2 separate regions of the Homo sapiens genome follow, and region 1 is linked to region 2. The links are chromatin loops, found by intact Hi-C in ENCODE. Cell type or tissue: MCF 10A. All regions are shown on one strand. Each heading gives the region's core, and the rest is flanking DNA. Links, peaks and the distances in the headings are about the cores only. Region 1 overlaps MEF2C (myocyte enhancer factor 2C). Region 2 has its middle 49 kb from the start of LINC02144.

Evidence for each region. Hi-C counts contacts between places; a loop is a spot of excess contacts. Peaks named below come from ENCODE experiments on the same cell type or tissue, not always from the same donor. Only the 100,000 strongest peaks of a DNase experiment are listed, where the experiment ranks them.
Region 1: it touches region 2 in a loop (17-fold over the local background); 18 of 110 quality-filtered maps call a loop at or near these places.

The regions. Positions count from the first base shown.
Region 1 is chr5:88,713,829-88,728,964 of GRCh38, reverse strand. It overlaps MEF2C (myocyte enhancer factor 2C), which reads left to right. Exons shown (of 11, transcript NM_002397.5): 10 at 337-472; 11 at 6,040-11,848. The coding sequence ends at 6,361. It overlaps MEF2C-AS2 (MEF2C antisense RNA 2), which reads right to left. Exons shown (of 4, transcript NR_146284.1): 4 at 6,134-6,341. Among named protein-coding and RNA genes, the nearest start is that of GSCAR, 24 kb to the right of the region's middle. In MCF 10A, for the core only: CTCF peaks have their summits at 829, 1,045 (motif pointing left) and 4,556 (motif pointing right); no DNase peak of the experiment used is centred there.
Region 2 is chr5:87,773,684-87,789,976 of GRCh38, reverse strand. No RefSeq gene overlaps it. Among named protein-coding and RNA genes, the nearest start is that of LINC02144, 49 kb to the right of the region's middle. RefSeq lists enhancers at 1,397-2,143, 1,042-2,782, 2,144-2,890. In MCF 10A, for the core only: a CTCF peak has its summit at 8,653 (motif pointing left); a DNase peak (open chromatin) is centred at 8,636.

The DNA of each region.
Region 1 (15,136 bases), core at 153-8,152, 940 kb before region 2:
GATGTAATAAAAAGCTCACTTTCTCAGGATTGTTTAACATTTCTACATCATCAAATATGTACATACCTTTATACTAGATTGTAGTTCTAATAAACTAGAATTGCGGACTATGCTACTTCAGAGCATTCGTGGAATACTTATTTTTGGTTTATAGTATATTCCTTTTAAATTAGAATTATCGCTGATGCTTTATCTCCCCTCCCCTCAAAATTAAAAATATCTATAATAACGATAATCCTAATAGAATATTTTGGAAATTGAAAATGTTTATTCTATTTACCATTTGATAATTTCTAAATTTAATATTTTCCCTTGTTGTTTTATTCTTTAATCTAGAGTACTCTCTGAGTAGTGCAGACCTGTCATCTCTGTCTGGGTTTAACACCGCCAGCGCTCTTCACCTTGGTTCAGTAACTGGCTGGCAACAGCAACACCTACATAACATGCCACCATCTGCCCTCAGTCAGTTGGGGTAAGCAATATTATTTTTTATAATATAATTTTAGAATGTATTTTGAAAAACAAATGACAGTCTCTAAATATGTGCTTCAATATCCCATTAACGGGTATAAAACTCTACTTTATTGAAATCCAAGTGTAATTTTCAGATCAATACTTTTCAAGTAGCTTAAATCTTATATACCTGTTTTTTAAGAGGACAGCGAGCTCTGTAATAATGAGGTAAATTCTTTCCTTATTGTTTTAGGCTACATTTGTTTCCACTTCTATCAGTGATATAATTTTTATTTAGTTTTCACACAGTTCATTTGGGACATAAGAAGGCATTTATAGTATAAGCTTAGATATTTGAGAATTTTTCTTTTTTCACATAAACCATATGGTTTATGCTAATGTTAACCTAATACACATAGGAACAACTAGTCAATTGATACACAGGCTTCATGTATTTATAATGTACTCATAGTATAGTTGTATACTTATAGATATTTTAAGAAATATATGTATATAATACTAACTAGTACATATAATACTAATTACCTAAATTTGGATATAAAAATAATTTTTGTTTTATGTAGTCAGAGGATGTATCTTTCTGCCCCCTTGTGGTAGTTTTCAGATATGTCTTTATCATAGAAATGACTCTTGTCATTTATCTATGGAAACGTTCAAACCTTTAAAAAGCTCTGAATTCACAATTCACACTATTTCATATAAAACAAATCATTTTTTTAAAAAAGCTTAAAACGTTAACTGAAAGCCTGACTGTAAATTTAATAAGTCCAAAATTGCAATTAATCTTCAAAAGAAAATACCAGGAGGATATAAAATATTTAAAGATAACAAGCTTTTATATTTTAAAAATATTCTGTCTGCCTAGCCCACTTTTACTTTTCTGCTTAGCCATTTGTTATCGTTAATCACTTAGCTGTATTAGTTAACTAGTTATATATCCATATGTCTAAGGAGACAGTGAGAATAAAACACTGATTAGTATAAAAGTCACTGATTTATACCACAACTTTGTGTCTCTTATGTTTGCTGGTGCCCTCTCTCCCCCCACCCACTAGCTTTCACATGATAGTGATTTAGCATATATTAGTGATCTGATTATGAAATATTCACCCGTACACTGTTTGCTTATGTTCATCCTACCCGCTAATCACTGTCATTGAAAATCTAACCTTTCATTTAAATAGTAAGATAAATTCACGTGATACTGTTGGTCAGCTTTCTTGAAAGATAGTTAACTTTGAAGATACATTACATATTGATCAGCGCAGAGTTTTATCTTTTTAGGACACTTAAATTTTCTCTGGAATGTTAACTATTCAAGTAGACATTAACTGTGGGAACTTCTTCAGGTAATTATCACCAAGCACATAATTCCATCCAGGCAACTAAAAAATATGTACATGTATACATATTTTGTACAAAGTATCAACTGCTATGGCTTAGCAGGGAATCCACTGAACATGATTCTTGTCAAAAATAAACATAACTGCTTATTTCCCATTTTTTTCACAAAATTCATCCATTATAGGGCTAGATTTCCCTAAAAGTTATCAATGTCAAAAGCCATATTATTTTCTCTGAATGTGGCTTTTTTTTGTTTTCAATAGTACCTGATAATTTATATTTTTACATATAAACACATATTTATTTACATATTTTAGCTGTACTACAATTTTAAAACTCTTTTCTATTACAAGGAAGAATCTAATTCTCTGCTGCCTCTAATAGAGGTTTCAGAAAATGAGAAAGGAGGGACAGCCTTAGACAGAAAGGAACTGAATTACAACAGCCAAAGGTTAAGCATTTTGTTCAGCTCCCGGTTCCTTTCAACACTTAATTTCGTTGTGCTTAATTTGACTCTTAGTTTTCTCTGTGAGTTTTAATTGCACTTAATCACTTCCCTTACCCCTCAAATCAATGGAATGACCCTTCCAGTCCTTCCACTGTTGGCCCTTCTCTCTCTCTGCTTCACACACACTCTTTTCTCCCTCTCACAATCACACACAGAGTAGCTTTTTGAAAGGAGGTTCCTTCACATGGACTACCTCATATTCACACGATTAAATGTTAAACTGTTTTTTTAAAAAATCCCAAGCTGCAATACTTATGTAAAGTAATTCACATGAGCATCCTTAATTCTTTACAGTGTAAATCAATTTAAAAAGAATTGATACATTTTCCAGGCCAAAGTTGTCGCAGAGATTTGTGTTGCGGGCTCACATTCTTTTGGCTAGAGACAATGTTCATAGCAGAGTGGAATATATTTCAGCTCCACCAAAGTAGATATTCCCAGCAGCCCAAGATGGTTACCACAATTCTTTCTCAAAATTGCAAAACCATAAACAGAGTTCTTCATATTTTGTCCATGGAAAAAAAGTTCATTTTGTCCTTTGGAGCTTTAAGTCTTCAAAGCTATACTTTTAAAACCTAGTATCTGATTTTATCTAACCAAGCTAAGTAAGCAACACAAATTTATTTGCTATAGGGAGAGAGATGGCTGACAGAGGAACTTGCCATCAAGAGTTAATGAAAGTCCTTTGAATACTAATATTTGATTTAGTGTAACACTAAGTTTTAGTGTTTTTCTAAACCACCACCTATAAAAAGGGCAGCCTGTTTTCTGGAAGCATTTCCATACGTCAACTTTGTTGATGTGGGTGTTCAGTACATACTGAGAGAGATAACTCTGAGTAGAGATGACTTATAAAAGGTTAGGTTAAATATAGTTTGATAGTCTAATTTCCAGGCGGAGGCAGTAAAAATTTTGAATAAAACTATCCAGTCATGTTTGATTTCTGAACAATTATGGGAAAGGGTAGGAGTTTTCCCAATTCAAAAGCATCTGTAATAGATGAAAATTTGCATAGAGGACTTGATATGGGTAACTTGCATATCTGGCTTCTATCTCCCCACCCACCTCTTTATCACCCACCCACACATATGCAGTATTTCACAATTATCAGGGTCTATAATTATTCGTGTCTATATTTTGTTCTCAAGTAGACCAACATGCTTATATCTGAACCTAGCATATATGCAGTTAAGTTATTTTAATGCTACTTTTTTCTTTTCAAGAAAATACTTCTTTGTTAACAGAGACTAGCCATTCTATTTTATATCCTATGTCACAGTATAATGAAGCTGAATCTAAGATATCACTTGCATTTTACTACTGTGGATTTAGTCCCCAGAACTACTCAAAATGCTTCATGTATGTTTTCAGTGTCAAATGAAATTCCACCAAAAGATAAATTTAAGCTAGTCTGTTTGTAGGAAGGGATAACCAATAATTGTTACATCTTTCATGGGGAAGATACACAGCTAAACCTATACAGGCCAGTTAACATAGGAAGATGATGCAAAGAGGTGAATAATGCAGCTTCCAAAAACTGTATTAAAGAAACAGAATTTTGGTTATATTATTTTTCCCTTACCTTGTCTAGATTAACTGCTTAGACTGTCCAACTCACCAATTTTTTCTTCTAATTTTCTATGTCACCCTCCCTGTGAAGACATAATCTGTATGTCAAAGAGCAAGCAAAAGTATTTATTGACATATCACTTTTTATTTTCAGACTCCTAATTCATATTCATTATTAAATAGTTGTGTGATTCATAGCAGAAGCATTTAATTAAATTTTAGTGAAATGGTCTTTCTTAGAGCCAGGAAAATTCTTTATTCCAGAAATCAAAAGACGATTTCCTCAAACATCAGAATGAATCACTAAGTAACTTTGAACCAAGATAAAATAGTCTACCATTATGAATCCTTTTGAAATACAGGTGTTCCCTCTCCCCATTTTAACAAGGCTTATTTAATTAAAACTTTTGGAAAATTAGTAAACTGATAGACTATAAATTAATAAGCTACAAATAAATAGCTCCAAATATAAACAGGTGTTTGAAAATTATATACAGTCAGTGTAGTTTCTTGATATAAATGCTAACACTGCTTTGATTATATAAGATCATAAAAGCTAGAGAAAGAGACGCTTATTAAGGAAACAAATAATTCTCCTTTATATTATTCTCTACATTAGCTCATCTATTTATTAATAGGAGAAGGAAAGTAATTCTTTGCCAGTAGGTGGTGCTTTTGTACAAAACATCACTCAAAGATAAACTCGTTTCTGACTAATTTTATATCACTATACATCTTGAGTTTGTATTGCATCTCCCAAAAAGCCAGCCCCAAGTTACTTCACTTTTTTTCTGAAATATATACTTTTTCTCTCAGTGGTCATAATGACATTGTTAGTGCCAACTAATTCTCTCCACTGGAAAGCAGCATAATTACATACATTAGTAAGTAGGCTTGCTTTCCTTTGTTTAAAATGGGTGTGTCTGTATGGATAATTCTTCACTTGGATTCTTCCTCAGTAAAAGAGAGTACCATGCTCTTTTGACAATATAGTCAAGTAATCCTGACTCTAGCTCTGGAAGTCAGTGTAATTAGTGTAAGAAGAGTAAAAGCATCTTAAAATTGATGCGAGCAATGCCACTATGGTTTATCCTGATCAAAGTCATTGTGATTGCTAATCTACACTTAAGGGCTTAATACTTTTTTCCTCTAGAATTCCAAGTTTCTAAATTTTCCCAGATTTTGGAAAAAGGAAAAATTATTCTCTCTGGGAATATATGAGGATTAAGGATTATAAACACAGTAAAATCACACTACATCCTTCTTGGCAACAAGCTTTCCTTAGGCAACACCAGATTCATCAACTAATGCCAATGATAAATAAGAGGAGTGGTAGCCTAAGAACCGCACGCATCAGGGAGTGACTAACATTAATAAAATTGAGGTCATTGTGGAACACAAAGTATTTTCATCTCATGTAACTGCAAAAGGATGAAGAAAGTCAAATTATCAGTTTTAATGGAGTAGAAAGTCTTAAGTGTTTGAAAACCAACGTTTAAACTTTCTGCAGATAATTTTCAATTTCCCTCCCCCTTTCCATTTTTTCCACCTCCAAAGCTTTTTACCAGATACAGTTATTGTGCAGCATTTGAGTTCTAGTCATTTAAAATTTAACTCCCTTCACTTTCTCTGAAGACTATGTGATTCCATCTGTATGTGCTTATTAATTGGAGGCAAATATTTATATTGATAATAAGCTTTTAAAAATAATATTCAAACACAAGCATTAGTAAATCAAGGAAGTCTAATTCCAGAGCTAAACACTGTATCTAAATGCTTAGAAATTTAATTTTTAGAACTAGTCTAGGGATAGAGTCCATGAACACAGAAAATGCTTTTTCCATTGTGTCTTAAACCTTTCTGAAATGGTAACCTATATGTTTAGGGAGCCTCTCGGAGACTAGAGATATAATTCATGAGGCCTGGACCAGTTAAATGCTGTAATTACTACCGGGCAAATCAACAAAGGCATCCTAAATCGCCCTGAGAAGGCGATGCCCTTATGTGCTTCCAAGCACGTTTTCTTCACTCTGGGCATGCTCTGGTGTCTATGCGAGTCTTTAAGCTGATGTTTGATTTAATTGTGAGTTCCTGGGGCCTCCAGGCCTCCTTCATCTGTAACTGGGTTTCCTTTCCTCCTACAGAGCTTGCACTAGCACTCATTTATCTCAGAGTTCAAATCTCTCCCTGCCTTCTACTCAAAGCCTCAACATCAAGTCAGAACCTGTTTCTCCTCCTAGAGACCGTACCACCACCCCTTCGAGATACCCACAACACACGCGCCACGAGGCGGGGAGATCTCCTGTTGACAGCTTGAGCAGCTGTAGCAGTTCGTACGACGGGAGCGACCGAGAGGATCACCGGAACGAATTCCACTCCCCCATTGGACTCACCAGACCTTCGCCGGACGAAAGGGAAAGTCCCTCAGTCAAGCGCATGCGACTTTCTGAAGGATGGGCAACATGATCAGATTATTACTTACTAGTTTTTTTTTTTTTCTTGCAGTGTGTGTGTGTGCTATACCTTAATGGGGAAGGGGGGTCGATATGCATTATATGTGCCGTGTGTGGAAAAAAAAAAAGTCAGGTACTCTGTTTTGTAAAAGTACTTTTAAATTGCCTCAGTGATACAGTATAAAGATAAACAGAAATGCTGAGATAAGCTTAGCACTTGAGTTGTACAACAGAACACTTGTACAAAATAGATTTTAAGGCTAACTTCTTTTCACTGTTGTGCTCCTTTGCAAAATGTATGTTACAATAGATAGTGTCATGTTGCAGGTTCAACGTTATTTACATGTAAATAGACAAAAGGAAACATTTGCCAAAAGCGGCAGATCTTTACTGAAAGAGAGAGCAGCTGTTATGCAACATATAGAAAAATGTATAGATGCTTGGACAGACCCGGTAATGGGTGGCCATTGGTAAATGTTAGGAACACACCAGGTCACCTGACATCCCAAGAATGCTCACAAACCTGCAGGCATATCATTGGCGTATGGCACTCATTAAAAAGGATCAGAGACCATTAAAAGAGGACCATACCTATTAAAAAAAAATGTGGAGTTGGAGGGCTAACATATTTAATTAAATAAATAAATAAATCTGGGTCTGCATCTCTTATTAAATAAAAATATAAAAATATGTACATTACATTTTGCTTATTTTCATATAAAAGGTAAGACAGAGTTTGCAAAGCATTTGTGGCTTTTTGTAGTTTACTTAAGCCAAAATGTGTTTTTTTCCCCTTGATAGCTTCGCTAATATTTTAAACAGTCCTGTAAAAAACCAAAAAGGACTTTTTGTATAGAAAGCACTACCCTAAGCCATGAAGAACTCCATGCTTTGCTAACCAAGATAACTGTTTTCTCTTTGTAGAAGTTTTGTTTTTGAAATGTGTATTTCTAATTATATAAAATATTAAGAATCTTTTAAAAAAATCTGTGAAATTAACATGCTTGTGTATAGCTTTCTAATATATATAATATTATGGTAATAGCAGAAGTTTTGTTATCTTAATAGCGGGAGGGGGGTATATTTGTGCAGTTGCACATTTGAGTAACTATTTTCTTTCTGTTTTCTTTTACTCTGCTTACATTTTATAAGTTTAAGGTCAGCTGTCAAAAGGATAACCTGTGGGGTTAGAACATATCACATTGCAACACCCTAAATTGTTTTTAATACATTAGCAATCTATTGGGTCAACTGACATCCATTGTATATACTAGTTTCTTTCATGCTATTTTTATTTTGTTTTTTGCATTTTTATCAAATGCAGGGCCCCTTTCTGATCTCACCATTTCACCATGCATCTTGGAATTCAGTAAGTGCATATCCTAACTTGCCCATATTCTAAATCATCTGGTTGGTTTTCAGCCTAGAATTTGATACGCTTTTTAGAAATATGCCCAGAATAGAAAAGCTATGTTGGGGCACATGTCCTGCAAATATGGCCCTAGAAACAAGTGATATGGAATTTACTTGGTGAATAAGTTATAAATTCCCACAGAAGAAAAATGTGAAAGACTGGGTGCTAGACAAGAAGGAAGCAGGTAAAGGGATAGTTGCTTTGTCATCCGTTTTTAATTATTTTAACTGACCCTTGACAATCTTGTCAGCAATATAGGACTGTTGAACAATCCCGGTGTGTCAGGACCCCCAAATGTCACTTCTGCATAAAGCATGTATGTCATCTATTTTTTCTTCAATAAAGAGATTTAATAGCCATTTCAAGAAATCCCATAAAGAACCTCTCTATGTCCCTTTTTTTAATTTAAAAAAAATGACTCTTGTCTAATATTCGTCTATAAGGGATTAATTTTCAGACCCTTTAATAAGTGAGTGCCATAAGAAAGTCAATATATATTGTTTAAAAGATATTTCAGTCTAGGAAAGATTTTCCTTCTCTTGGAATGTGAAGATCTGTCGATTCATCTCCAATCATATGCATTGACATACACAGCAAAGAAGATATAGGCAGTAATATCAACACTGCTATATCATGTGTAGGACATTTCTTATCCATTTTTTCTCTTTTACTTGCATAGTTGCTATGTGTTTCTCATTGTAAAAGGCTGCCGCTGGGTGGCAGAAGCCAAGAGACCTTATTAACTAGGCTATATTTTTCTTAACTTGATCTGAAATCCACAATTAGACCACAATGCACCTTTGGTTGTATCCATAAAGGATGCTAGCCTGCCTTGTACTAATGTTTTATATATTAAAAAAAAAAAATCTATCAACCATTTCATATATATCCCACTACTCAAGGTATCCATGGAACATGAAAGAATAACATTTATGCAGAGGAAAAACAAAAACATCCCTGAAAATATACACACTCATACACACACACGCACAGGGGAATAAAATAAGAAAATCATTTTCCTCACCATAGACTTGATCCCATCCTTACAACCCATCCTTCTAACTTGATGTGTATAAAATATGCAAACATTTCACAAATGTTCTTTGTCATTTCAAAATACTTTAGTATATCAATATCAGTAGATACCAGTGGGTGGGAAAGGGTCATTACATGAAAATATGAAGAAATAGCCATATTAGTTTTTTAACCTGCAATTTGCCTCAGCAACAAAGAAAAAGTGAATTTTTAATGCTGAAGATAAAGTAAGCTAAAGTACCAGCAGAAGCCTTGGCTATTTATAGCAGTTCTGACAATAGTTTTATAAGAACATGAAGAGAACAGAATCACTTGAAAATGGATGCCAGTCATCTCTTGTTCCCACTACTGAATTCTTATAAAGTGGTGGCAAGATAGGGAAGGGATAATCTGAGAATTTTTAAAAGATGATTTAATGAGAAGAAGCACAATTTTGATTTTGATGAGTCACTTTCTGTAAACAATCTTGGTCTATCTTTACCCTTATACCTTATCTGTAATTTACCATTTATTGTATTTGCAAAGCTAGTATGGTTTTTAATCACAGTAAATCCTTTGTATTCCAGACTTTAGGGCAGAGCCCTGAGGGAGTATTATTTTACATAACCCGTCCTAGAGTAACATTTTAGGCAACATTCTTCATTGCAAGTAAAAGATCCATAAGTGGCATTTTACACGGCTGCGAGTATTGTTATATCTAATCCTATTTTAAAAGATTTTTGGTAATATGAAGCTTGAATACTGGTAACAGTGATGCAATATACGCAAGCTGCACAACCTGTATATTGTATGCATTGCTGCGTGGAGGCTGTTTATTTCAACCTTTTTAAAAATTGTGTTTTTTAGTAAAATGGCTTATTTTTTCCCAAAGGTGGAATTTAGCATTTTGTAATGATGAATATAAAAATACCTGTCATCCCCAGATCATTTAAAAGTTAACTAAAGTGAGAATGAAAAAACAAAATTCCAAGACACTTTTTAAAAGAATGTCTGCCCTCACACACTTTTATGGATTTGTTTTTCTTACATACCCATCTTTTAACTTAGAGATAGCATTTTTTGCCCTCTTTATTTTGTTGTTTGTTTCTCCAGAGAGTAAACGCTTTGTAGTTCTTTCTTTAAAAAACATTTTTTTTAAAGAAGAAGAAGCCACTTGAACCCTCAATAAAGGCTGTTGCCTAAGCATGGCATACTTCATCTGTTCTCATTTGTGCCATCTGCCGTGATGTCGTCACTTTTATGGCGTTAATTTCCTGCCACTACAGATCTTTTGAAGATTGCTGGAATACTGGTGTCTGTTAGAATGCTTCAGACTACAGATGTAATTAAAGGCTTTTCTTAATATGTTTTAACCAAAGATGTGGAGCAATCCAAGCCACATATCTTCTACATCAAATTTTTCCATTTTGGTTATTTTCATAATCTGGTATTGCATTTTGCCTTCCCTGTTCATACCTCAAATTGATTCATACCTCAGTTTAATTCAGAGAGGTCAGTTAAGTGACGGATTCTGTTGTGGTTTGAATGCAGTACCAGTGTTCTCTTCGAGCAAAGTAGACCTGGGTCACTGTAGGCATAGGACTTGGATTGCTTCAGATGGTTTGCTGTATCATTTTTCTTCTTTTTCTTTTCCTGGGGACTTGTTTCCATTAAATGAGAGTAATTAAAATCGCTTGTAAATGAGGGCATACAAGCATTTGCAACAAATATTCAAATAGAGGCTCACAGCGGCATAAGCTGGACTTTGTCGCCACTAGATGACAAGATGTTATAACTAAGTTAAACCACATCTGTGTATCTCAAGGGACTTAATTCAGCTGTCTGTAGTGAATAAAAGTGGGAAATTTTCAAAAGTTTCTCCTGCTGGAAATAAGGTATAATTTGTATTTTGCAGACAATTCAGTAAAGTTACTGGCTTTCTTAGTGATGCAGTGTCCGTGGTGCATTTTTTTAAATTAATGTTTTGCTGTTTAAATTTATTCAATTTTATTGTGTTTTTTAAAAAGCAGCTTATGCCACAAGCACAAATGAGCTTTCTCAGTTTTCAACTCAAAATATTATATGAAAAGATGGATATGTGTGTCTGTGTGGGAGGGGTGTGAATTGGATGACGGTTCTTAGGGTATTACAGAATTCAGCCAGTGGTGGAAGTCTAAGGTTCTTATTGAATGGTTCAACTTCTTTATCAAAGAAGTTCCATGAAGATCTTTGATAACCTGTTTAAATGTACAGAATTTTTCAAAAGCCACTGTGAAAAGCAGTACCATAAGTTATTTTTTAACTAAAATCTGTAGAAAGTGTTTCCAAAAGAGTTCCTTTTTTCTTCTTCGAAGTAATTTCTAAAAGTTGAAAACATAGGCTTATAAATCTGAATAAATTAGTGAATTCATACATTTTAGAGACTATCAAATATATCCATTATTAACATTCAATAATAATCTCTAAAGGGGAATGTCCTTAAAAAGATTGATAGAAAGATTAATTTAAAAACTGAAAAGGAAAACAAGACACCACCAGTTAGCCAGCTGGAGAACTTGGACTTTTGCATTAGTAGTGATATCTGCTCCAAAAAGAATGCAGTTCGAGGAAATGTTGCATGTGGCTTCAAAATAGCAGTGCTTTCTGCTTTGTTCTCTTGTATTCATTTTCAGCAAACATGTATTAAGCAATTATTATATGTAACTCATGTGGTGATTCCAGGATGAATGAAGTTGTAGCCCTTTCTCTTAGGAAACTTATAAACTAATAGGAGATAAAAGGCATTCTCAGGGAAGTCTACAAAGTGCTATGAGGGAGCCACTTTGGCCATCCTGGGGCAGAGCAGACCAGAGGCTCAGAGCATGGACACTTCCTCATCCACCCAGCAGAAGCCTTTCACTTGATTTTGAAGGTGGGCAGGATTGAGAAAGGCCCAGAAGGGGATGAGTTCAAAGCTGTTTGTGGGCATGTGACCCCTGCAGTCACATATGGCCCTAGCTTGTGTTTCGTTTAGTGTTCTGCTATCATTATCCTGATAATATCCTGATAATAAAATTATCCTTAATAATTTTATATTTGAGTTTGAATGTTGTAAGCAAAGTCCTGTAGGACAATAGAGCATGTGCCTGAACAGAAGAGATACACAGGAAAAAGTGAACTGTTTTATATTTTAGTACCTTTAACAGAGAGAACCTTTTATTTCACTTTTTCAACAAGGACTTCCACATTTTCATTCTGCACTGGGCCCTGGAATCATGACACCATCCCTGGATGTGGGCATTTCACAGGGAAGAAATAGTAGATACAAAGGTACAGAGATGGGAAAGCAAGAGACAAACTTACAGGAATTGTGGGCCTTTCTATTTACGTAAAGTGTAGCCGTGTGTAGGGGAGCAGTGAGACAAGACTGGAAGAGTTAGTTTGCCTCTGATTATATAATCGCAAATTTAAAAGAGTTAGGTTTAAGCAAGTAATTGAAAGATTTAGGAGAGAGAAAATTGTCAGAATTCAGTAAATGGTTAGATTAATGGTAGGAGTGGTGATAGATAAGGAATTGTTAAAGTTTACAGTTTTAGGCTTAAATGATTAGGATCCTAGTAATGTCCAAACTGGAAATTGAGAGGTCACTGCTTTGTGAGGAAGGTAGTCACTTCAGTTTTCAGTATGTTGAGTTAGAATATGAGAAAGTTGTAAATAAGGACTTAAACTCAGGATTCAGTTAATGCTGGCCTGATTTGGATGTGTGGGTGTTTTTTTTTTCTTTCAATTATGTTTGAAAGTCTGGATTAAATAGAGATACTGAATTTGGCAAGGGAACCCTATTCAGAACAGAGCATCTGAATTTTCATCTTGTGATTTGAGAAAACCCTTTTTCCATTTTGTTTGCATATTTCTATGGCATCTTTCCTATGTGTTATCCTTGCAGACTGACTTCTAAACAAGATCCAGTGATGAAGGAGTAAAGCCAAGTTCACTTCCCTACTGTGCATATCCCTTGGATTCCAACTGTCCGAATTGCCTGAAAGCAAATATCTCCATCACCAGAAATGAGGCTGCTCTTTAACCTCTCCTGTCCTAAGCATGGCCTCCTTCCTGGGAACTTTTGTTAAGAGTTAGAATTAGGAAAACATGGGAAAATGGTCATTGTTTCTGGCCTTAAAGTAGTTTCTGATCTTATCAATAACCTTGGCTGCCAAATCATCAGCTTCATCTCTTACTCAGTCTGGATTGCTTCAGACTGGAGGAAGAACTTCCAGCCCTCATATACCCATGTTTAGTAGCCAACTTCTAGAAAGGATGCTCACCCTTTGAATCTGGCAACTCAGTACAAGGACCAGACTGAAATGGGAGGAAACATGAATTACTAGTGGGACAATTCTGCATGGAATAGAAAGTAGTTAGGAGAGCACTTTGCTCAAACACTCCAGGGCCAGAAATGTACGGGCCTTGGTAGTTTCCTTGACACGCTCCACCAAGGGAGAGCCAATGCCTGGGAGGTTGCAATGGTAGGGGTAACCTGAGGAAACAGACGTTGAAGTTGGCCTGTGAGTGGGGGCAAGACACTAACAGTTCCTTCACTACAATGGACTTGACCTACATGATCTTATTTAACCTACTTGATGACACTGTGACAAGGGTGCAGTTTTTTTGAGAGGTCTTGGTTAATAATTAAACCAACAATGCCCCTTACAAGCTAAGTAACATTTGTCAACTTACTTATTCCCTCTAAGCACTGATTTTCTCCAAGTCACAGAGTTTATCACTAACTCAGAGGGTTGCTGAGGCTCCATTAAAACTTGATAGGTGCTAATCACTGAAAAGATTGGGAGCCCTACTCTCCCACAAGTTACTCAAAGTAAACACAAGCCTACTCTGTAAAATAATGGTAAAAGAAGTCAACAAAGTTCTGATTTTTCCTATGATGACCACAGTATGCTATTTTATTTCTTTAGGAATATCACGTTCCCAAAAGATAATTTGGTAGGATCCTACTTTACTAATGCTCAAAGCACCTACTCCACTTACAGAGAAAGCCGAGCTGTGCAGGTATTCATCCCAAAGCTTCACACTACTAGTGCTAAATATATCAAAACACAGGCTTTTCTAGAAGTGATAGTTACAGAAACAATTACTTTCTTCAAACATTTATTCCAGAAATATTCTATATGATATACTCGTTTATTTTTACAAATGAGAGAGCCGTGTTTGGAAATGCAAACCTATGTGTATGCAAAAGCTTATATGTGTAATATTCATGATTAAAGTCTTAGGGAAGGTCCCTATCCCTGCAGGAGTGCTTAAGTAAATTGTGGTACATCCTCCCAATTGAATCCTATGTAACCATTTTTTGAAAAACACAAAACAAACTAAAGCCTCTATGTACTGATATAGAAAACTCCATAACATATCATTAGGTAAAAAGCAATAACAGAGCAGTGTATAGAGTAAGCTACCTTTCAGGTAAGAAAAGGAGGAGACCAAAACAATAAGTTTTCTTAAATTTGCATAAAGAAACCCTAGAAGAACACACAAAGAAATGAAAATACAGCCGGGCATGGTGGCTCACACCTGTAATCCCAGCACTTTGGGAGGCCAAGGCAGGTGGATCACCTGAGCTCGGGAGTTTGAGACCAGCCTGGCCAACATGGGGAAACCCCGTCTCCACTAAAAATAAAAAAAAAACAAAATTGGCTGGTGTGGTGGCATGCCTGTAATCTGAGCTACTCGGGAGGCTGAGGCAGGAGAATTGCTTGAACCCAGGAGGCAGAAGTTGCAGTGAGCCGAGATTATGCCACCGCACTCCAGCCTGGGTGACAGAGCGAGACTCCATCTAAAAAAAATTAAAAATAAAAAACTTAAAAAAAAAAAGAAATGAAGAAAGTAGTTACTAACATGGCAAGGGGTTGGGGAAAGAGGTGAATGAGAGGAAAGATTTAACAACACATATTTTTAAATATTGTTTTTATTTTTGAGCTATATGATATGCCACTTATTTTTTTTAAGATTTTAGTTTGAAAAAAAGGCTTCCCCCCAAAAGCAAATGCCACACACTGAATAGATTTACAGGGAACTCTCCTCTAATGAAGCAGCCTTTGGAAAGAAAATGCCAGTGTGTAGAGCAAACCTCAGGACTGATAGGCTCGCCTCTAGGATTCTCCAGGCACAGATGGCCTCAGCTGTCAGTTCTGGATGACACGACCACAACCTTAAGGTTAGCAGTTTGCTTCTCTATTGACTACACTAACTGGCCAAAGAGCCTTACTTAAGCAAGCAGTTTTCTATAATTAAATCACAAATATTAATTTAGAATTCATCCTATAAGGTTTAATTTACTCTGCCTAGTTAATAATCAGTTTATCC
Region 2 (16,293 bases), core at 3,883-11,882:
GCAATTTTTTGTTAGTTAACTGTTCTACTCAAATTCGATATATTGATTTAAATATTTAAATACTTTATTTAAATCTGCATTCAAAGTATGACATTAGGAAGGTGTTGAAATAAAAATACAAAACAAAATTTATAAATTATAATATTTAATGCCATATGTTTAAAAATGTTGAAAGAATGTAATGTCTAAATTTAAAGTCTAAGCTAACAAATCTAGGAGACCCTACAAATGGGAAATATTGATTAACAATTAGGTAACATTTTGAGTACTTAAAAAAATAATTTAATAATAAAATCTAATTTATAAACGCAATTTAAATCTTTGAAAATTAAGTAAAAAAGTTATACAATATGAAGAGATGAAATTTTGCCTAAAACATAAAATAATTTAGTATTGTTTTTATTTTCTGTTTATTATATTCAACTTAAAAATTGTATTTCTTGTGTATATTTTGGAGAATCATTATTCAAGGTGGATTTTAACAAGAAAATAAAAACTTTTGCATTCATTCTTATGTTTTATATTTTTAGAGGAATATTATTGTTAATGCTTTATTTTCAAGTGGTTACTACTGGTTTTATCCAGTATGTAGGAAAGAGTTCACCAAGATGAATTTTTAAGTGTCTGTGTCTGTTTTGTATAAGCCTTGATTCCTATATTCTTCCAAGACAATTATGGTTTCTAGAGACTGTTTAAAAAGTCATTTTCAGTGAATATAATGCTGTTTCTACAAATAATTCTTTCTCTTGAACTAGAAATTATTTATCCTTAATATTAAACTAATAATTTTAGTGTCTGGCCCTTTTAACTATTATTGTTTTCAATAGCAACAACCCTAATTTACTTTTTCTTTTTTCTTTTTTTTTTTTTTTTTTTTTTTTTTTTGCCATGTAACTACCATTTCTGGCCAAAAAAAAAAAAAAAAAGTTTTTTTTACACCTGACTCTTTTCTCTCTCTTTTTCATCCTTTCCTCCCTCCTTTTCTTTCTTTCTTCCTTCTTTTCCTTTCCTTCCTTTTCCTTTCTTTTTTGTCTTCTTTTATTTTTGGAGGATAACGTTACTGAATCAAGTAGCTGTTTAGAAGGAGGAGCAAATGTTACTACCTGTAGTCAACTGGCAAGAAAAATGAAAACCTTTATCACATGAGAAGTATTTAAAGTAAACAGATTTACTCAGAGGAAGGCCTGAAAAAACATGGAGTAGAAGTTACAGTCTGGCACATAAACTTAAATCTTGTTTGGGAATTTTTTGGTGGAGTGTCTTTCTAAAATGCAGTCTGCTGATTTATTTATTTATTTTTTTAAAAAGGCTGACAGTTAATTAGCACAGAGTCTTATTACAGAAGTCTCCTCTAAAGCAGACATATTCAAGTTATACTGAGGTGATTGTCATAAAGGGGTTGTTTGCTGTGGCGCTCACAGATGGCAGAAAAGACAGCCCAGGAACGCAAACAGCCTGATAATCAAGATAGCTTTAAAATATGGGTGAGTTTTCAACTCTGATTCTGGCAGCAGTCTCTTTTCAAATATCTTGGGTTTTATGTCCAAGTGGTTTACTTTAAAGCAACGTTGTCATCAAAGGAGTCCCAGAGTCAAGAATAATTATGATAATTACCCAGAATTGCACCCCCCAATAATCATAATAATAATCCTGAATCTTAACCAAGTATAATATTGTTTGTGCAATACACTGCTACATTCAAAAAGATGAAGTGCTAGACAACTACGATTTATTCTTAACTGACAAAGTAGCTATAATTGTATGACTTTCTAGGATAATGGTTTAAACAAAAGTAAATAGTAAAAAAAAAAGTCCCCCCACCCTGCCCCCCCAGAAAAGATTGGAAAGCTTAGCTGTGTTTAGTGCCCATTGATGAAAGCAGTGTTCTCTGATCCATGCTGCTATTGTTGGTTTTAGTTTAGCTCCCTCTCAATCAATATCTAACAGGGCATGACTTAATAAGGTTTTATAATCTCCAAAAATGGTGGGGGGGAGGGTGGTTGTGGTATTGTCATTCATCAAAGGGGGCCTTTCAGGTTTCTTTGCTTTCACCTGCTGGGACCCATTTGGTCTCTTTCAAAGAGAATGCAATGACAAAATGAATGAGAAATGCTAGAATAAGAGTCCCTTATTCTACCCAATAGTATAATCAATGGGTACTTGTAATCCCTATTGTACCTCACAGAGGTAGTTGTAAGACAATTAAATCTCGCTTCTCAGGCAAATGATTTTGGTAGTTAACCTGAAACAGCCAACAATATTGAAGAGAATGAATGCATTTGAAGCAATGATGTAATGGGGTACTGCTTGGCCAGAAAAGCATGCATGTGTATTGATGTGCATATCTATATGTGTATGTTTATTTCAATACTCTATGTCCACAGTTTTCATGATTCATAGGTCCTTTGATATTACGTGGGTAAGTGGCAAGGATTTTAAACAATTTCATAATCTGCCCTTTTAATTTATATTTTAAAAGAACACAAAAATATTCTTATTTTTGCAGAATTATATACTCTAAACTGTAGTTTCATAAACAGAAAACATTTACATAGTTAACATCAGTTTGATGTGACAACCAATTTAGTTTTAATTTCATTTGCATCGGCTAAATTCAATTTCGCTTTCCCTCCTTACTGAATTGCTTGAATGTCAAAAGGAAGCTTGTAGTCTTTCGAAGAGATACTCATTTCAGCCTGCATTATTTGTTCACCTTCAGTTGTGTGGACTTCCTATTTTATTTCAAGTATAGTCTATCAGGATTCTCATGGTTTGTCCTTTTTAAGAAGGAATAAAAATGTGCCAAGTGACAAAATTGTGTAGCGCACACAAATTCTAAAAGATTCATGGAAAAAAAATTATACATTTGTTAGGAAGTCTTGTACTTATTGATAAATATTAAATACAAAATAAACGGAGCAAAGAGATTGCTGTATCAGAAACATAACATAAACATGCATTTTAGTTCAGAATAATTTAAAATTTTAATTGTTTAATAATTTGAAAATTAAAGGGCCCTGCCTTTAGTATAATTTAAATATACCTTTAATTTCTCATATCTCATTTATGTTGAAAATATCCATTTTCCTTTGCCAAAATTCTCTAAGAAGCCTCAGTTAATTATTATTTATATTTAGTCCAAGCTTTATTCCTGAGGCAAAATCCTACATTTAATTACACACACAAACATGTAATAAACATACTTTTATCTCTGGAGGTACACATTTTCTTCTCCACCTAAGGGGATTCTAATAAAGAGCTATTGATTTGGGAGATCTGTACTCCAAAAATACATTGACCCAAACATACAGATATCACAGATGTATGCTGTGCACAAAGTGTGTATGTCTTTTCATTAAGTTATGCAGACATGTAGCTTCCTTATATGTAAATAAAATCGCTCTCCATTGATGCTTGTACACCTAATTCTCTCAATTATCCTTAAATATTGAAAAGCAACTTTCAGGGAACTAGGCATGTTGCCCTATATGACTTCCAAGGCAGAAATATTGGTATCGGAATTCTACATACTTGTAGATTATTTTTTAAACCTGTTATTTTTCTATGTTTAGATCATAGAGGAATAGAAAAATCCCTTAGAAAAATAAATTGACCTAAAAAAAGATGTGTTTGCTCCGAATGCTGAGTTTAGTGAAGAGTGATGCACCTGACTCCTCTGGATACTTCCAAATGAGTCTGGCTAATTGGGGTAACCTAAGCCAATGGCCATTTGAAAGACTCGAGGTCAGGTGTTTTATTGCTGGGATAGTATTCAAAAAAATGACTGTCAGGGGTGAACGAAGAATTATGTCAAGAGCATTCAGCATTACTGCCACTAAAAAGAGAGGAGGGGAAAAACATTGTGAAGAAAAACATGTCATTTTCTAAATGAGCTAGGGGAGGAGGATAGGGCAATAATGTGGCCTTCAGCTGTTGGTTTATTAGGTTTCCATTCCCATGATCCACATCTGCGTTAGGCAGAAATAGTTTTACTTTTAATACAATTGCACTCTACTACTTTGCTTTCTTATGGAGTAAAAAATAGCTGTGAAAAACGTGCAAATGAGGTTTGTTCTGTGTGGCTGTTGTTTCCCTATCTCCTATGCTATTTTCCTGGTTCTATAGCAAATCTTAGCATTGTTGTCTGATTTGCCATGGAACAGTGAACATTGCTTTTCCTAGCCAAATCATCCAGTGTTAAATGCTATGTGATACAGATCAATAGGGCATCTACAGCTGTACAAAAAGGGCAATGTTGTTTCTATTAACAATTTTGAAAGAGAGTGTGGCCTAGTGGTTAAAGGATTAAATAGGTTGTTGAGGTTTTTGATGTCTTGAATTCTAATTCTACCTAAGCCTTTGGATTCCTGATGAAGTTGTTAGCAGATTTTTTTCATTTTGATCTGCACCAATATACTCATGGGTTATATACTTGGGGATATTATTATTGTGTGATCATTCAATAAATAATAAAAATCTGGAGGACTGATGAAGATTGGAAAAACATCTTGATGACTTCAAAAAAAATGTTGCTTTAAATATTCAATCAGATTAATTACTAATGTTATTTTTCACATAATGGTTTTGTGTTTCAGGCTGTTCCTCCATCTCGCCTGAGCCCATTTAGCAAACTGGGGTAAGGGCTTGTATTGGTTCTAGTTATCTGGATTTTCCTTAAGGAACAGGATACGTTTTGTTTCCTGTAAAGACATAACTTGTCAGTGGCATTTTAATGAACTGTAATGTAGAAAAAGTGGTTGGCTTTTTGGTGCCATTGCCAACCCCAGGTGCAAATGGTTGTTTTTGAGGATTAGCAATATACATCCCTCTTTATTTCATTTTGGGGCAGAGGCCTGTATGAGTCTGTGTGTGTGTGGTTATGTGTGCACATATGTCTATGTGAGAGAAAGAGAGAAAGAAACCGAGACAGAAGAGTTTATAGAATTGTATGTTGCTGTGGTTAACTAAAGCTAACCTTTGAAAGTAGTATAGGCCCTCCTATCGTATTTCCTGCAGAATCAGATTTCTGGATTCCAGATGATCTGAATTCTGTCTTCCTTCCTCCTTTTCCCTCTGTCTGTCTCTGTTTCTCTGTCTCTGTCTCACTTTTCTCTGTTTCTCTTTCTCTATTTCATTCTTTCTCATTCTCCCCCATCCCCAGTTCATTTCAGAAGAATGTTACATGTTTATAAACAATTCACTCAAGCAGCAAAGAGAAGAGAAGGAGGAAAGAGACATATTATTCTTGGAACAAAGACACATATTATCTTTAGTGTAATCAAATAATAGAAGTCCAACATTAATTATATTCAAATATCTGCCATTTGGTTTTAGTGCACTTTATTTTATTTTACTTTTTTATTTTATGTGTTTAATCTTGTACTCCATAAAAGTGGGAATGCAGCCCTTTGTAACTGGAGACTGGTGGAAAACTAAGCGTTCTGAGGCTGATGAGACTGCACATGGAAATGGAGATTGTGGCTATCACTTTGGTCTTATTGGTGACCCAGCCTTGGTCACAGATTAAATACTTAGGGCAGTGCATTGTGGGAAGACATTTGTGAAAACACTTGGAAAACTAGAATTAATATACTATGTTGATAAAGTTTTCTTGATTTTTGGAATAGTTGACTTAAGTTTGTGTGAAGGAATTAAATGAAATAGTCAACAATCAAGTATAATGTCTTCCCCAAATCAATGGGGGATTTAAAAAAACCATTTCTTCTATATTACTCATATTAAAGAGATATTAATTTCAGTCACATTAAGATGTTATATGCTTTCTCTGGCTTTCTTTAAAACCTCCTTATTTTCCTAATTTGTTCCAACAAGATTTTTATTTTAAAAGATGTAATTCAAACATGATATTCTGGTCTACAAAAGGGTAATTTTGCAGTTTTTAAAAGAAAGTACACTTATTTTATTAACAGTTTCCAAATTATTGGTGGGTCTCTTTTTAGTTTTTCTTAAAAATATACAATGACTTTGTAGAATCTTCACTACAGCATGAAACAAAAAATTTCTAGGTGAGAAAAACTTAAGAGCTTATTTCTGTATAATCACAACTCTGCTATTTAATGTTATTTATTATCACAGGGATCAATACTTAATTAGCTTAATGCTTAAATATTCAGCTATTTGAACATTTAATTATTAAATTATTTGATATTCAATTAACCTGGACAAATAAGCCAATCAATATTAAAAGACTTTCTCCGAACAACAAAATAAAACAAACGTTTTGTTATTTAAGTGAGATTCTGATCAATAGATTTTCTTTTATATTTTATGAATTCCGACATTACAGAGAACTAATTGACAAATGAGAATACAATGCATTACTAATAATTTCAAATACTAGTTACATCTGCTTGGTGTGACTCCAAATATAATTTGAATTTGAATTTTTCTGCTTCGCCTACTGCATCTACAAAAGCATTTACAACATTTTCTATTCTTTTTTCTCTGGTTGTTTGCATCTCTGGTTGTGTCGCAAATTTTATCAAACTCTTTGGACATACAAATACAAAAAGAACCAAAAAAGATTAGTCTATTTCACTTCTGCCCTATCACTTCTCTGCCATGAACACTTGAAAGTGTCCTGTTTACTCATTTTATGGAGTTCAGTCATTTATTCACATGGAAGTGCAAATTTAAAAAAAAATAAGTTTTAAAAAGGGTTTTTATTGAAATATTTCATTATAATCCGTTATGGAGGCAATACTCCTCTCAGCATCAGTGAGAAGCTATTGGTTTTCTGCAAGTGATCAAACAGAACTGAGTGGGCAGCTTTAGAGCACATATATACACTCCCTGGTGGATTTTCAAGCACAAAGTAACTTAATGTCCCACTGATGTTAAGCAGTCAGTTGTCACGAAAAAGCTTAGTGGCCGTTCACAACCAGCTAAAATTATATTTCTAGCAATTGTTTTAGATCTGTATATAGAATAATTGACTTCAAAATGATTAAAGTATTTGTCTTGTTTTACATTCCTTATGATCAATTGACTAACCTGTTACTATGAATTACATAGAATGTCTAAGAGGAAAAAAAATCAGCTGTGCACACATGGAGCTCCTATTTCAAGATATCTTTATCTATCTGTCTGCTTTATAGCAACACGTTGTATAATAATAGTCATGGATTTAGGGAGCTTATATCCAAAGTGAAGATTTTCATGATATCAAAGATTAGAACCAATTCAAACATAATCCAAATGACTCATTTCATCTATTAATATGACAAATTAACATGTTCTTATAAACCAGAACTACACAGGGTAAAAACAAAAATGTAACACTATGAAGCAAGTTTTGCCAAGTTGCCCATTTGTTCTCCAATATTTGCATTTTAAAGAGGTATAACTACATTATTGAATTCTTATTTTGACAAATATTTTAGTTGAATGCCCTCATAAAATCTCCGGTTTTCATAAATTCATGGATATTAGGGCTAAAAGTGTACATTAAAAATGATACATCTTGCTCTGAGACACTATACAGGAAAAAAATAACTTTTCAGAGGTGGATAAAAACTGAAAAAAAATGCTTTTAAAAATCTTTCAGTTTTTGAACTGGTATGATATTATACCAAAACTGTAAAACCCATTATACGTATAAACATAACTATATCAGTAGCATATGAAGTAAATTATGCACTTCAGTTCGCCAATGTGTAATATCATTTTTGATCATATGTAAATTTGCTATAAGAGGTTTTAAAAGGAATCTTTAAAAATATACCCCAAACTACAACAGATTTGTCATTCATGCACTGCTGAGCATAGAGGCCTAATTTTACCTTTTTGCTATTATTTTAAATTAAGGCACTTATCTGAAAGATCAAAACAGCTTTTACATTGGACACTTTGTGAAGGGAGATAGTGATAATATCTGGAGGAATATGGTAATTAGTCCTGTTGTGGAGGCACAGAGAGATGCCTCATGCATGTATTGGGAATCTGCAAAGACCAAATATAAAAGTATATCTCAAAGTTGGGAGGGTAGATTAGAAGGTGCCTAGTGATCTGGCAGAAACATTAAATAAAGCAAAAAACATTGCATTTATAAAGCAAGAACAAAGACATTTCCTTTTGCTTTGCTGGTAAAGAATATTAAAAGAGGACAACCTCCTTTTTGACAGCAGTTTTAAATCCAGCTTTTCATATTACAGTCCTTAATGAGGGACCCCACAATATCAGATGAAGAAAAACAAAGAGAATTTTTGATGAAAAAAAAATCAGGAAAAAGAGAGGGGATGACTGAGAATATGCAAACTTTGTCTGCAGTTGTTTGAGCACAGGCATAATGCTGAAGGGACTTTTTCCCTATAACTACCTATTAAGGAAGGCTGCATAACAAATAGCAGACTATCCCCTAAAGAGCTGAAAGGTAAAGTTCTCAGGAAGCCCCAGTAAATACTGAAATGATTTTTACTATTCCAAATTTAATTCGACATTTTCTTAGTGTGTGTATGGGGAGGGCGGAATACCCCCTTTGTGTCCTAAAAAGTGTCATGCAACACAGAAAGATCTCTCTGAAAGAAAACGCGTCTTACTTGACTAAACACTGAGCTCTCAGCGTGAAGAGAATAAACGCCTCAATGTTACACGCGGCCGTGTGGCAGAGCAGGTCCAATGCAGTGCTCTCACGCCATCTAGCGGCTTTGTGAGAAGTCTCTCTTCTGTGATCTCAGTGAGCCACTCCTGTTTGTATTTAAGTAGTGCCTATAATGCAAATGGAAGTGCAAATAGAAGAGAGAAATTGCCATAATTATTCAGAGAATTTGGACACAAAGTAGTTATTTTGCTTGAAAAATATAATTTTTCAGGATGAAATATTCCAGCAGTTTAAATACCCTGGCTTAAAATTTTTGGTGCCATTTTGGTTTAAGCGGAAGTGGTTTCAGAACTAGGGCCCTTCCTTTCACTTTTGTCTAATTATCTGCTACATCTCTTTCCTTTCTTCTTCTCTACTTTCCTTTATTTTCACATCATACTTTTCTTTAAAATTTCTGTTTTGATTTCAAATTTCTCAACGGCTTGAAGCTTTTTTTTTTTTTTTGCTTGTATTCATCAGGCTTTTATTTTAATAAAATGCCCCCTTTGGCATTCTAATTTGAGACAATAATAGGTAATAAAATCAAAGAACCAACTTTCTGCTTCTTGGAAACACCCAAAATAGTGCTATCCTCAGATACTCTTCCCCTACCAACCCTCAGATGTGCTGCCCTGCAAGCAGCACTTGGAATGTCAAATTGCAAAGATACTGTTTACAAGCTATTTTAGCCACTCTCAGAAATACAAGTTTCCACTGTCATCTTTGCAAAATGGCATTATACACACTATTTATATGAATAGAAAGTGTGCTTGAACTTTGCTTAATGAATCAATCTTCAACTAGTGTAAAGTCTACTTAACCAAAATGACGTTTCATTCTTTTCCTATTTGAGAGTTATTTCATAGGCCTAGGCATTCTCCCTTTTGATACCATTGAGTCACACATTTTAATATTACATTTATTATATCTACAGATGGAAACTCTTATACTCTGAAAATATAGTTTCCTTTTTGGATAATGTGAAAAATTAAATTTACGGTGTTTTCATTGAGATACCTTTTAATGATACAAAGAAGCTAATTTCTATATTTGTATAACAAACATCTGCATAGTATTAGTCATGAACCAGGATTAAAGTTTCTAAATCACCAATAAAAGGGGCTGTTGGTGGGAAACTAATAGGAATTTTGAAGACCCCATGTATTTTATTGCGTTTGGGAATCAATAAGAAATACAAGTTGCGACTTTCTCTATACATGTGGTGTTCAAAGACTGATAAATATTTTAAATCAAACATCCTTACTTGAAGGGATTTAGTAAATTAATTTAGTACTTGTTGAAGAGGTGTGCACATTTAACCTTTCAAACATTATAAGTAATATACAAGTGGAAAATAATTTTGTTTTTTTGTTTATATTAAAAATTCACTTTCAAGGATTCAATTATGAACAAACAAAAATTCATAAAATCTGAATTTAACATTTCTCTGATAAGTATGATGTTATTTGCCTTTGCTGTGTTCTTTTTGAACATTTATATTTCATCATTTAATTTAGACTATGAGCAAATATTTTAAAGTAAGGATGCTTTTTAAAAAAATGCTGAATCAGAAAGAATGTTCTTTGATTTTTCTACTTTGTACTAATTTTAGTATAAATTTTCTTAAAGAGAGGTCAAGTCTGGGTTTTCGCCTTTCAAACAACCATAGGGAAAAATTCATGTTACACAAAATGCTCATTTTTTTTTCCAATTTTTTCTTGGAATGGCAATATGAAATCTTAAACAATAAATGTTTACAGATGATATCTATATATATTCTAGTAGATCAACTGGTTGGTGATTTTTTAAAACTGATATTTTAACTATAATTTTCTTATCTGAAGACATTATCTGGTAATTTTAAAACTGTACTTTTATTACATTTTCTAATAATTATTATATATGAAATTTGATTTTATTTTCAAATGTAAAAAGAAGCTACTTATAAAATTCTAAGTAATATTGGTCCAATTTTAATTGAAATCCAGCAGTGTTTCTACCAATTTTAATGTCAATATTATTGAGAACCACATACAGCAGTGTTCCTTAAAACAATATTCAGAAAAACTTTAGAAAGCTGGAAACTTCTTTGTTGAGTAGCATGATAGTGCTTTTCTGCATTTTTTCTAAATAGGTTCACATAGACAGAAAAATAGACTTCCAAACAGTTTAAAAAATATATCTGAGTAAAATGCTACTTTTCTGATAAATTCACTACAATTATACATATTCTTTGTTTCAAAGAAAAGGAAAAAAACCTCAGGGAGGTTTTATTTCATAGAAAAAGGCATGTAGGCATCACACATTGCTGTCTGAGGACAGTGCTGCGTTTTGATTAGAACAAGAAGCTATAATTGGAGTGATAATCTTTTACACTGTTTTTAATTGTAATCAGTGCAGATGTTTGTAGCTTTATGATTAAAAAATGGTGCTTTATGATATGTATAGTTGATTTTTTAGGCCACAGGCTGCTCAACTTGGCTTATCTGAAAACTTGAATTTGATAGTCAAAAGTACTGAAAAGTGAGAAATCCACAAGTATTAAAAAACAAGCATCTACCATTTTTGATGGACTAAAATTTGTATGTTTTAATCTTACTAAGCTTATGTAGATAATTTTTTGTATCCTTTCTTCATGAAGTGAAATAAAGAAGCTCCATCTATAAGACTAAAGGAAAATTTGAATTATGATAGAAAATAGCTTTGATAAAGAAAATATTAAAGTCTTCATAATTTAAGCATGATCTCTCCCAGGATAAGATAATTTGGCTCATTCTTTAGGTGTTAGAATGAAATGCAGATGAAAACAATTCTATATAAGCATTACATTTTGCATTTCTTTCATTGTGTCTATTTTTATCTTAAGTTTCCCTGGAGATATAGATGATAGATAGATAGATAGATAGATAGATAGATAGATAGATAGATAGATAGATAGATGATAGAGATATCTGAATTTTTCAGTTTTTATTCATAATGTTTTTAATGGAATTAATAGAATTAATTAACTTTGGCATTTATATTATATACCCGGGGGAGGGTCTTTCTGTATTTTCTGGAGGAACGATTTGCAGTCTCATAAACACAAATTAAGGGAGTCCTTTCCTCCCTTTTATGTGTAGGAGTATATTTGGTGTATGGACATCTCTTAATGAATGTCATTGGTCAGGTGCTCTCTACCTAATGCTGCACTTAAAGGCAGATATTCTGGATGTTAGATCCCTTTCTTTCACTTCTCTTGGGCTGTATTTCTCTTTTAGGTTACACAGCTAGGCTGCAGCAGTATCCCATTCTGTCTGCCTCTTAAATGAAACAGAGTGGAAAACCATGCCCCCACATAGAAGCATCTGCTTTATTAAAACAATACATGTGTTCAAGACTCAACAAGGCATTCTGAATCACAGTGAAGTTTAGAAATCAGCTGATTAATTTTCTGCAAGAATCCTTGGGGGAATTTCCTTTTTTTCTTTGTATCAAAAAACACATCGATTTAAACAGCAAACATCTGATTATAAGTGGTAGAAATGTGAGTATATATGTGTAACAGCTAAGACTAAACTTGTTAATGCCTAGAAATTTATGGTAAAGAAACTTAGGAAGTATTTTACTTCTTACAGTTTTAGACCCCAAATTCCTAACATAAGAATAATATCCTGTCTTCATTACAATAGCAATATAGAAATTGATTCATTGCTAGAGTGTTCACAAATTTTACAAAGGAACTGAAAATTATTATATGGCTAATACTGATCATTTAAATAATAATAGCTGCTACTCAAAGCCATCTGCCATAATTTGTATTTTTTATTGCTCATCTTTAGAATAATCTCACAAATTAGGAAGTATTTATATTGTACACATAAGGAAACTGAGACTAACAGAATTTGGATCACTTGCCCATGGTCACCAGCTATCAAATGGCAAAATAAATTCAAATCTATGTCTGCTTCATCTTACTACACATCATTCCTCCATGCCATGCTCATCACTAATGTGAGTCAGAAACTGTCCCATGTTCTTTATGCATATCACTTGATTATAAAGCCTGTTTCTTTTCCTATATGCTTCTTAAATTGAACAAAATTTGGATGTGTAAGTAACAGTATATTTATAGTATTAACTTCTTAGCAAAAGCAGAAACAGAACTTTTATCAGATATGTCAATAATCAAAGCATTCAATTTTGGTAGAAATCAGGGGTCATGATGCTAACAAACTGGATTTAATACAATATGAAAACAAACTCTAATGGATGAATTTGGTAATTATTCTCTGACATATTCATATAATTATTCCATTTTATGGATTGTGGAATGGTGCCATTTTCCCCTTGTTCATATCTGCTGCCACTTATCTCATTTGTCTAGAGAATTTTGCACATGACTCATTCTTCTTATTACTTTAAACATAAAACACAGTAGACATGTCATGCCTTGTTTATCTCTGCCTCACCTGACCAGACTTTCTTCAAAGTCCATACAACATTCGCACTGACCTCTTGGGACTTTGTGGTAGTTTACCTCACTTGATTGGATTCCTCTGTCTTGGCACCGCTCGGCACTAATTTCTACCATATCAGTTTATACAATAAACTTGTTATTTTATTTCACATATATGCTTGATATCTTAAGTAATATCCAAAATCTTTAAAGTGGAAGCAATTTTCATTTCTTTACATTTTCCATGATATCATTCTAAGGTACCTAGCAGAATGCTCCAAAGAGGAGCTACCCTATTCAACAGTTAAGACTGAGCCAGGTGGATGGCAGCTCATCAAGTCCAGTTCCAGTCTTAGAATAATAAGCAACATGCCATTCTGTCATGTAAGTCAGTGGGCCGGCTGCGGTGGCTGACGCCTGTAATCCCAGCACTTTGGGAGGGCAAGGCGGGCAGATCAGGAGGTCAGGAGTTTGAATTAGCCTGGCGAACATGGTGAAACCCTGTCTCTACTATGGATACAAAAAATTAGCTGGGCATGGTGGCACATGCCTGTAATTCCAGCTACTCAGGAGGCTGAGGCAGGAGAATTGCTTGAACCCGGGAGGCAGAGGTTGCAGTGAACCAAGATCGTGCCATTGCACTCCAGCCTGGGTGGCAGGGCAAGACTTCATCTCAAAAAAAAAAATTAATTAAATTAAATTAAAATAAAATAAATATATAAATAAGTCAGTAAGATATTGTTAAACAAGATGAGGTCAAGACTAATTCGCACAGAATACTATTTGTTTAACATTTTCTGGGTCGGTCCGGAGTCTGATAACCTTTCCCTGGGACCCTTTCTCTGGGCACAATATTGTATTCATTTGGAAATTTTTAACCAGAGTTCATCTTAACCAGAGTTTATAGGTGAGCACAACATGAGGACCAGAATGAAAAGTTTTGCTGAAGTTACAGTACAGTATAACTGTTCCCATTCCTCCATCTTCCAGTGTTTTTAATAGAGTCTAGGAGGAAATGTTCTCAATTCAGCCACGCTTTTGTTGACTGAATATTTTCAATTTTAAGGGATTTTTGAGACAGCATACTCAAGAAATAGTTGCATATATAACTACACATTACATGGGTCAAAAAAACAGGCATAGATCGTCTAGTCTGCAGCAATAAACTGGTAGCTTCTAGGCCAGAACCCATTCTCACATATGCTTTGTTTGGCCTGCCCAGTTCTCAAAAGCAGATTTTTTCTTAATTCAAAACCCAGGGCATTTCACATTTTTAAAAAACCTTGCTTCTCATGAAAAACTAGAAGGTTTTGTAACAGTGGGTCTTCTTTCTTGCAGGATAAAATCACCTGGGACTGAACATTTGCCATTCTCTTTAGACAGGGCATACTTTCTCCAATTTGCCCAGTCCTCAGTACTTCTTAGAGAGATTTCTTCCAAGCCTACTTCAGGCATTCATTATCTGCCTTCCGTCTGTAAGCATGTAAGTGATTCCTAATTTAGTCCAAGCCCTGCATTTTAAACTATTAAAAGGAAAGCTGAGTCATTTATAGTGATGCATCCAAGCCCTGGGTGTTATCCACTGAATGATTAGATGCATCAAAATGAGTTACTTTTAGACATTTCAAAAGGTTTTTTAATATAGTAAAAGCATTCTACTATAAACTTGCACATCCGTATGTATATAATATAATTACTCAGATCAACTATAATATGATTTATTATACAAACTATCTTCCATATCACACTTTTCTAAAGGTTGGATAACAAAATGTGTAATATGTGTTTTCACTAGACACAAGATGTTCTGTGTATATAAGAGAAGCAAACAAAGAGTTTCAATGTAGACAGTTCTGCCTGGCCGAGAGAATTGGTTTCTCAAGCATATGGATGGATCCCTTTCTTCCTTGTTGTCTTTCTGTGAGTTGATGCTGGAGTGTCTGATGGTGAGGAAGGATCAGTGCCTGAGAGATATGAAGATGAGACACCCTGACATTGGCCTCAGCACTAGAAACTTGTACTATTTCACATAGCTCCAAGAAGAATTAAAAGAACCAAGGATCTAACCACTCCCAAGCTGCCTTGTAATCTGAATCCTTGGAATTTTCTTGGCCTACTTTTAGCTGAAGTTCTGACTCTGTATCAGGGAGAGATTCTTCACTAAATTGATCCTTTTCTTGAGAGTGAGCTAACCCAATAAGCACTGAAATTCATTTAAAGGAAAAATTTGCATTAACATTTCTTATAATTTTGTATCATTTTTACATGAAAGTGAATATTCTCCTCCACTCTATCCCACACGCACACACAGGGGCACTCAATTTGGGCAGTTTCTTTTTAATGTCTATCAGATTTACTCTAGGCAAACTGAGAAAACATAGGAAGCCAGTTTCAGCATGGTAACAATAGCTCATAAGCCCACCTGCCACCATACACAGGTGCTTTTATCAAGACGTAATAGAATGTTAGAGAACTAATTACAGTATCATTTTTCAAACATGACACTCTCTAGAAGTTCAGGTTAATTTATTCCCTCAATAAGTATTTTTCAAATGCAAACTTGATGAATGGCACTGATCTATGTGCTAAAGATGAGGAACAAAAAATGCAAGATCAAAACCCTGCCCACCAGTCACTTACTGTCCTGTTAGAGAAAATTCGTAATGCAGAATTGTATATGAGTAACAAAGGGACGTAGCTGAATGAATGTTATGGATGCTACGGTTCCAAGACAGAAGAGCTAACGAATGCATTATTCATTCTAAAGATGAGACTTGAGTACAGCCTTGGAGAATGGGGAAGGAGAAGTATGAAAAAGGCTTGAGGTCAGAAATATGCTTTATTCAGTTGACAGTGAGGATTCTCAGCTGTCCAGAGAGGAAGGTTCATACTGGCAAGAAGTAAATTCAGTAGGCAGGAGAAATCTTCATGGCTAAAATCTCATGCAGGGTCAAACTGTCTGGGTTTGAATTCTGGATCTATCACTTACTAGCTGATGATTGTACCTCTGAAGTCTCAAAGCATCTTACAGAGCCATTTGGGAGATTTTTTGAGTCCATTTATGTAGGGCACATAGCACAGTTCCTGGCATATTAGCGCCACCCTGTAAATGTCAGCTACTATCAGTAGAGGTGGTGGAGAACCCTATATGAAATGGATTTGAATGCCAAAATGAGAAGTCAGAACTTGACCTTGTAAGTAAAATGAAAGCTATCATTGTTTTTTTATTTGTTTTTTAGTGGATTTGAGATATGAT